Regions from separate parts of the Homo sapiens genome. Here region 1 is linked to region 2. A link is a loop called in an ENCODE intact Hi-C map of the cell type or tissue named here. Cell type or tissue: mammary epithelial cell. All regions are shown on one strand. Links, peaks and the distances in the headings refer to the core of each region. The heading gives the core; the rest is flanking DNA.

Region 1 (4,405 bases), core at 258-4,257, 330 kb before region 2:
TTACTTTTTTTATTCAATTATACACATTCATATGAAAGCTAAAACTGTGATGCTTTAGGAGAGAAAATAGAATGCCTTCGTGAATGCCTGTTAGGCAAAGATTGCTTAGATATAACGCAAAGTTCATTTACCGTAAAAGAAAAACAATTGGTGTATTGGACTTCATCAAAATTAAAACTCACCCTACTTAATGTAAATTTCTTAGCTATAGTAATTGAGATGCCATAGTAATGGTTTAGGGATAGACAGACTAAAGGAAGAGAACAGGGAGCCCCTAAAGGGACCCACACGTATATAGAGAAACTTCACCTATGTTTCATTGTATCCCGTTGTAAAGCAGTCAATAGGGAAATGGGAAATTGTTCGATGAATCACCCTGGAACAATTGTTAAAAAATAAAATGAGGCCGAGCGTGGTGGCTCACGCCTGTAATACCAGCATTTTTGGGAGGCCGAGGTGGGTGGATCACCTGAGGTCAGGAGTTTGAGACCAGCCTGGCTAACACGGTGAAACCTCGTCTCTACTAGAAATACAAAAATTAGCCGGGCGTGGTGGCGGGCACCTGTAATCCCAGCTACTCTGGAGGCTGAGACAGGAGAATCGCTTGAACCCGGGAGGCAGAGGTTGTAGAGAGCCAAGATCGCGCCACTGCACTCCAGCCTAGCTGACAAGAGTGAAACTCCATCTCAAAATAAGTAAATAAATAAATAAAATAAAATTTGATCCCTTGTATCATACAAAAAAATTCCAAGTGGATTAAAGACATAGTATGAAATGCAAAACTAAATTGTTTAGAATATATCTTAATTATCTTGGAGTAGGGAGAGATCTCACAAAATACAAAAAACATCAACCAAAAAGGAAAAGATTGATAATCTTGGCTACATTGAAATTAACATTAACCTATCAAAAGACAGTATAATAAAAGTGAAAGATGAGACTTAGAGTGGTAGAAGATACTTGCAGCATATATAACTAGTGATTAGTGTCTACAATATATTAAAAACTTTTATAAATCGGTAAGAAAATGGCAAATAACCCAGTTAAAATGACAAAAGACATAAACAGGAAATTGATAGAGAAGAGGAAACATGAAAAACTGCTTAACCCCTCACAAGTAATCAGGGAAATGCATAAAACAACACTGAGACATCGTTTTCTCATCTCGCAGATTGACACAAGTTAAAAAACATGATGAATGTGAGTGAGGAAGTTGAGCGAGTGTACTCAGCTGATGGAAATGTAATTTGGTACAACCATTTTGGGGAAGAATCTCACATTCTAGTAAGGCTGAAGATGTAATACCCTTCCACCCTGAATTTTCTAGGTGTGAACACAAGAGGATTTCTTACGCATGTACAACCGTGTATACACAGAGACATAGAAAAATGTTTATTGCAGTATCATTGACAATGCCACAGAATTGGAAATGCCAAGTGTCAATCAATGAATCGATGAATAAATTTTAAAACATTTATTTGATAAGTGTGTCAGGCAGTGAAAATGAAAGAACAAACAAGTCTCACTGGTTGCAGTGATCATGTTTTACTTTCATAATTTTCAACAGGAATATAATCAGCAAAATTGATTTTAATGGGAAAGCCACAAGAGAAAGAGAGAAAGTTCTGGGGATTGCCAAGGAAAAAGCATTTTGGAGATGAACCTCCTTTTTTTTTACCCATTAAAATATGATAATTTAACTTAGTCTCTTTCCATAGTAACACAAATTATTTTATATTCCACTGGAATATCTTCTTTGAAGTAACTGGTTCCGACCACATGAGGACAGCGTTTGCATGGAAATATTTCCTTCAAAGTAGTATAGTGGGAAAACACAGACACACACAAACTTTTTGTATTTAGATGTATTACTGTCTGGAGTGGATTCTGACACTGACCTTCAACTATCTTAGTCAATGGAAATTTTAAGTAAGTTACTGTCACAGCAAGTGTTGTGTTAGAATACTGTACTTCATTTTCATTAGTTTCGAGCCACTCAGCATCTCTATGCTGCAGATGTCAGGAAGGCTCATCTGGACTTTGGTGGTGTTTTTCTTTCAAGCTGTTTCTTTTCTAATAGCTGTTTATGTCAGTTTAGAAAATAAGTGGTACACATCTGCATCGGGGGAATTACTCAACTGTGATTATTTCACAAGGTTTTGTGACCTTTAGCGTGTATTTTTTTATTAACACCTCTAAGAGGAAAATGAAGCACTTTGCCCTCAGGGCTGGAAGAGAGATCTGACACTTGGTTCTGGTTAGATTTTCCACTACACTGTTTTTTGACCCAACACCAGATTCCACCCACTTTGTAAAAAAGTGGAAAGAAATGAATAGTTTCCTGTTTTGAAGTTAGCACCAGACCTATACTAGATTTTCAGCACTGATGGCAACAAATTATACACCGGGAGTTTAAGATAGCATTTTGAGGCCGGGTGTGGTGGCTTACGCCTGTAATCCCAGCAATTTGGGAGGCCAAGGTGGGTGGATCACCCTAGGTCAGGAGTTGGAGACCAGCCTGGCCAACATGGTGAAACCCCGTCTCTACTAAAAATACAAAAACTAGCCGGGCATGGTGGCATGCACCTGTAGTCCCAGCTACTCAGGAGGCTGAGGCAGGAGAGTCTCTTGAACCTGGGAGGTGGAGGTTGCAGTGAGCCGAGATCGTGCCACTGTACTCCAGCCTGGGTGACAGAGCGAGACTCCATCTAAAAAAAAAAATAGCATTTTGATTCAAACATCTTTCCCATAGTGTTTAGCTCACTGCCTTGTAGTTGAATGTCTTCCCTAATGAAAATAAACCTGATCAATCTATTCCCCAGCTGAAAATCCTTCAGTGGTTCCAAATGGCTTTCAAGACCTAGTTAATTCTGTGTTCAAAACTGTTTATAAATCACCCGTGCCTAACCGTTCAGTCTTATATTCATATTAGCCCAGCATGGTGGCTTATATCTGTAATTCCAATGCTTTGGGAGGTGGGAGGATTGCTTGAGGCCAGGAGTTTGAGACTAGCCTGGGCAAATAGTAAGACCCTGTCTCTACAAAAAAACTTTTTTAAAATTAGCCAGGCATGGTGGTGCCTGCTTGTAGTCACAGCTGCTTAGGAGGCTGAGGCAGGAGGATCGCTTGAGCCCAGGAGTTTGAGGCTGCAGTGAGCAATGGTTGCACCACTTCACTCCAGCCTGGATGACAGGGTGAGATCCTGTCTCAATTTAAAAATATATATATTCATATTAATAAGTTACTATATGCTAAGCACACATCACATGCCATCATTATGTTTCATATTTTATATACATGATCTCATTTATTCCTTGTTTTTAAAGATACTGTTTGCAAATTGGGAAACTAAGACTCAGAATTTAAAATATCTCTGCACAAACTGGGATTTGCACTTGGGTGTGTACTGCTCCAAAGTCATAACTATATACAGTCATTTGCTGTGCAATGATATGCAGATATGTATATTTTGTATATGTGTAATATATGATGGTCCCATAACATTATTATACCATACTTTTACTATACCTTTTCTATATTTAGATAGGTTGAGATGTACACTTACCATTGTGTTACAATTGCCTATGGTATTCAGTACAGTAGCATGCTGTAGTCATAGGCTATTCTATATAGCCTACATGTACAGTAGGCTCTACCATCTAGATTTGTATAAGTATGCTCTAGGATATTTGCACAACAACATCACATAACAGTGCATTTCTCAGAACGCATCCTCATTGCTAAGCAACACGTGACTATATTATACTTTTCTCATCTTTCCTCTCCTCACACCCATTTACTCACCAGTCAGTCTCAGCTACTCTCAGTTCCTTTCATACCTAATAACTTTTGCATATGTTTTTGCTTCTTCTTGGAATGTCTTTCTCCTCTCCTGTAACTGGTCAAATCCTCCTTTATTTAAGACTCAGCTTAGGCCAGTCATGGTGGCTCACACCTGTAATCCCAGCGCTTTGGGAGTCCGAGGTGGGCAGATCACTTAAGGTCAGGAATTCGAGACCAGCTATTGCCAACATGGTAAAACCCTGTCTTTACTAAAAATACAAAAATTAGCCAGGCATGGTGGTGCCTATAATCATAGCTACTTGGGAGGTGGAAACGGGAGCATCGCTTGAACCTGGGAGGCAGAGGTTGCAGTGAGCTGAGATCATGCCACTGCACTCCAGCCTGGGTGACAGAGGGAGGGAGACTCCATCTAAAAAAAAGCCTCTTCTTAAATTAAGCTGTAGTTATCCCTCCCTGATCCATTCAGTTCTGTTCATTGCCCCTGCTCTCAGTTACAGAGTCAGAGTCTTGAGAAGTTTTTCTTAAAATGTGTGTGTGGGAGTGGGGCAGAGGATTGGAGAGGGAATTGCCGATGTTACACTAAAAGAACCATTACCCTAAG
Region 2 (4,405 bases), core at 152-4,151:
GCCCAGAGGTTGTCTGGCTATGCCAGTGGCAGGATGGGCAAGTCTAACTCAAGGGTGACATATTAGCAAGACCTTTATGGCCATGCATCTAAGATGCTCTGTCCAAGCCTGAACTTAGCAACAATAAACCTGACATTTTGAAATCCATCTGATTCCTCTATTTTCCAGTTGATGCCACATGCATCCTCTTGCCATCTTTCTTAATTAAGATGACTTTGCTTCTAAATCTCCTTAATTATCAAGCAGCTATCTACAATATTTTGTAATCCCCTTAAATCTTGAGCATAATGATGTCATAATTATGAAAGTGACCGGATTCACATGAAGTATTGCTTAATCTTAAGAACAAAATGGCAGCTGTGAAAACAGATGAAGTAATTAGAGGAAGAGCCTTTTTGGAAGCTTCGAGATATTTTCAAAGTAATTAGTACTAGTTAGCAATAAAGTTCTGTTCTGAGAAATTGCTCTTAAAGGAGGAACATGGATTAAAGAAAAAAATCTGCTACTAGGAAGTAAGCCATCTTTCTATGTGTGTGATTGGTTTTGCTTCCTGAAAACTGGTTCCGTTTTCAACAAAATTTGGGTCTGTTGAAAAAGAACACGCAGATGCCAGCCTTGATGTCAAACGGGCCCAAACTTGGACAGTGGTAAACTAATGAGCAATGGTGCACAGAGTCAGGGTAAAAGCTGGACAATTTCCTATGACCAACTTTTCCAGGACTCTGCTCTGCTCTTCCTGAGAAAAATACCCAAAGTGCTGCCTCTTCCATTGGCCAACCATGCATCTTTCAGGATAGGACACATCTGTTTATAGGTGTGGATTGTAGTTGCTCATAAGTGACATTAGGCTGTTTAAAATAATAATAGTTCGAGTTTTGCTATGAGCTGATCTGTTTTCCAAGAGAGCTAAGAGTTTTCCAGCTAAAAGAGGGAATTAGTGGGTAATCAAGGCAGCTGACATGGGGTGTGGCTGGGCCTTGAATGTGTGTCACTCTCTGTGCCCAGGCAGAGCAAAGATAAACTCCAGACTGCATGTTGCTCAGAGACCAGGACCAACGTCATAGGGCGCCTAAAAGGCAGGTGGCCCAGTTCAGAATTGTCAAGGTCTGACCTGCTTGGACAAGTGCTGAGTACATAGTAAGGATGGATTGGCTAGTCTCTCAAAACTTGCAAACAGGGCGCAGGTGATCTTGAGATTTCAGTTGCCAGAGAGACCCATCGTGTAGATTCCAGAGTTGGCTATCATGACTAACAGCTGTCTAAGTTGTTTTTAAATGAATCATTAAGGGCTACATTTTCAGTTCAGCTAATCAAGTAGCAAATTACGGTGGGTCTAAAATACTTATCTATTGCATTATGTATATGCTAGACTTTATCACTTTAGTTGGTTATATCGCTTCATATACTAACAGTCAAAAAATGCCAAACGAGAAAACAAACAAACAAAGATGCCACATGACTGTGTAAATACACTTTTCGAACTGTTTTATCTAAGAGTTTACTCACTTTCACATTGTGGCTTATAGTATTTTCAATCTAAGAGACTAATTTTGCTTACATAGGAAACTACATATTTTAAATTGAAAATTAAAAAAATATTTTTAAGGTTTTAATGAGTCCTATCAAAACACATTTGTATATAGGAAGGTAGCCCAAGGTCACTGTTGCCAATTGTGTACACAGCCTGCCCTCTAGTGTTTTCTTCTGAACAGTACCAAATTTTAGATCATAGTTGTAAATCTCAAAATGTTGGGTTAATAGGATTAAACACTGTGTCATCAAACTGATAGGACACAGCTAAATCCCTGACACGGATGAAAATTAAAGCAGAGAAAAACGAAGGTCCTTCCAGAAGCTGGTGGCAACTTCACTGGGGAGATATTGCAAAGTTAGTGGTAAATACACTATATTAATAAGTTTTGTTTTGTAAATAGAGTAATGATAGAAGAAGAGTTAGTTGAAATGATGTATGTAAAATGTGATAACTGCATAATTACTAGTACAGTTGCTAGTTTACGACTGTATTAAAAAGACATTCCAAATGTTGATCAAATAATGGAGGTTTCTGTGGTTGTTTTCTTTTTAAAATAGTAAATATACGTAAAGCAGATAAATATCCCCTTTGTGGGAGTTAAAATAATCTAACTTATTTTATAGTTTTAACTTTATTAAAGCATACGACTATTCTAACTTATTTAACTTTTCTTAGTAAAGTTTTAACCTCTGTATTTAGAATATTTATAACTAATGTGTATCGAATTAAACTCAAAGGGAAATTCATTAACTGAGAAGAAAAAATTTTAACTGTGCACTATTCACATAGCATAATGGGTTTTATAAGGAGTATGAGAAAAATGTGTGTGGTTGGTTTTGCTTTCTTTAAAAATAATAGCGAACCACGTAGGTAAAAACTCACTTGAGAACATAGACTTTTGGAGGGAAATGCCAGGTGTGGTGGCTCACGCCTGTAATCCCAGCACTTTGGGAGGCCGAGGGGGGCGGATCACCTGAGGTCAGTAGTTCGAGACCAGCCTGACCCACATGGAGAAACTCCATCTCTACTAAAAATACAAAATTAACCGGGCTTGGTGGCGCATGCCTATAATCCCAGCTACTTGGGAAGGCTGAGGCAGGAGAATCACTTGAACCTGGGAGGTGGAGGTTGCGGTGGGCCGAGATCACGCCATTGCACTCCAGCCTGGGCAACAAGAGCAAAACTCCGTCTCAAAAAAAAAAAAAAAAAAAAGAATTTTGGAGGGAAAAAAATCCCTCTAACAGATTCGAATTAATTCTGTGTTTCGAGATGTTTACAAAATGAAGCTTGGACTCTGAGAGGATGTGATCTATCCTCTCCATTGCATTGAGTTTCAAGTACTTCACATGGCGGGCTTTTTTAACTGTCGTGAAGAGTTTAAACCAAATAGGGACTAGAATTTGTTTGTTTTTTTAACTTACATTTCAAGCTTCCTTATGTCTCAGGCACATTAGCATAAGTTGTCTAAAGTCATAAGGAAAAATTGACAGAAAAATGCTTTGGAGCCCCAGGTGTTTTCAATTGATGCCAACAGAAACTAACCAAATGGAAGACATTTGATGCGGGTTTATTTTTCCTTTGCAGTAACAGCGGGAACATGAAGCCGCCACTCTTGGTGTTTATTGTGTGTCTGCTGTGGTTGAAAGACAGTCACTGCGCACCCACTTGGAAGGACAAAACTGCTATCAGTGAAAACCTGAAGAGTACGTTTGGTTTCTTATCTGTGCTGTGTCCTGTTTGCATGTTGGTTGTCCTGCTGGCGTTTATAGTGAGTCGCAGTTGAGAGATAACCATATTCGCTGTTTTCACGGTGAAACGTTCTCAAGGCGCTTAAACCAGGTCATCCTGACGCCAAACATCTGGGTAAAAATAGAAAATTCCAATCACGTCTCTGCAGGCGTTCACCTTTCCAGATGTTTGTATCATGTAGATACAACTTGCCAGTTTTTTCACTGCATTTTTTTGTATCATCCAGATGGTTGGTGTCATCTCAGCACAGCTCTAATGAACAGTGAAATACTTTTCTAGCATTTGAAAAATTTAAACCATTAGAGTAATCTGTGCAATTGTTCTTAAACTAGTGAAAGAATGGGTTATAATTACGTTGAATCTGGTTGTTCTGTGGCCATTAACTTGCAACTTTGCTTGGTGATATATACTTTGGGTACTTAATATATAGAAGAACAAATTAGCTAAAATGCAGCTGATTTGGGGTCTGTAATAATCAGAGTCAAGAATGAGCTCCTCAGTAGGCCACGTTGGCTATTTTGAACAGGGAATGACAATGAATTTTAAACTTACTAAGGGCTTATTAAAGGTGTATAAGACACGTCCATTGAGTTATTAAGGAAGCTCGTATTACATGGGATACTTTCTAGGTCTCGTGCCTCCTTATTAGGTAACTGAAGCTGAAAGAAAGAGAAATTGCTGACTGTGTTTGAGGTCCCCAGCTGGGCACTTAATATAAATTATGAAGAAAATGCAAAATTTTCTCTAATATAAACACACTTGAGTCTTAAATGAAAGAAAAAAAATGGATAAATGAAAACAGGGCCTGAGCAAGATGACAAGAATGAGGTTCAGTGAACTCTATTTGTTTAGGCGCTCACAAGTGAGGAGTAGAAGGTATGGTCCGTGTGGCAGCTGGGTCCATGTGGCAGCTGACAGCTAATTCATTATGATCTGCTTTCAGAATATGAGCCTATAAGAGAACAATTAAGCCTCTCTTTTGGAGACATGAAAGGTTGGTGAACTTGGTGTTTTGTAATCTGATCAGATCTCAAAGAAAAAATTGCCACATGTCTTTTAGGTTTTTCTGAGGTGGGGGAGATAGATGCAGATGAAGAGGTGAAGAAGGCTTTGACTGGTATT

What was found. A loop is a pair of places that touch in the nucleus more often than their neighbours do. Peaks named below come from ENCODE experiments on the same cell type or tissue, not always from the same donor. Only the 100,000 strongest peaks of a DNase experiment are listed, where the experiment ranks them.
Region 1: it touches region 2 in a loop (23-fold over the local background); 90 of 110 quality-filtered maps call a loop at or near these places.

The regions. Positions count from the first base shown.
Region 1 is chr18:284,836-289,240 of GRCh38, forward strand. No RefSeq gene overlaps it. Among named protein-coding and RNA genes, the nearest start is that of THOC1, 19 kb to the left of the region's middle. In mammary epithelial cell, for the core only: a CTCF peak has its summit at 1,788; no DNase peak of the experiment used is centred there.
Region 2 is chr18:614,870-619,274 of GRCh38, forward strand. It overlaps CLUL1 (clusterin like 1), which reads left to right. Exons shown (of 10, transcript NM_001393344.1): 3 at 3,119-3,237; 4 at 4,344-4,405. The coding sequence starts at 3,132. Among named protein-coding and RNA genes, the nearest start is that of CLUL1, 20 kb to the left of the region's middle. In mammary epithelial cell, for the core only: a CTCF peak has its summit at 1,685 (motif pointing left); no DNase peak of the experiment used is centred there.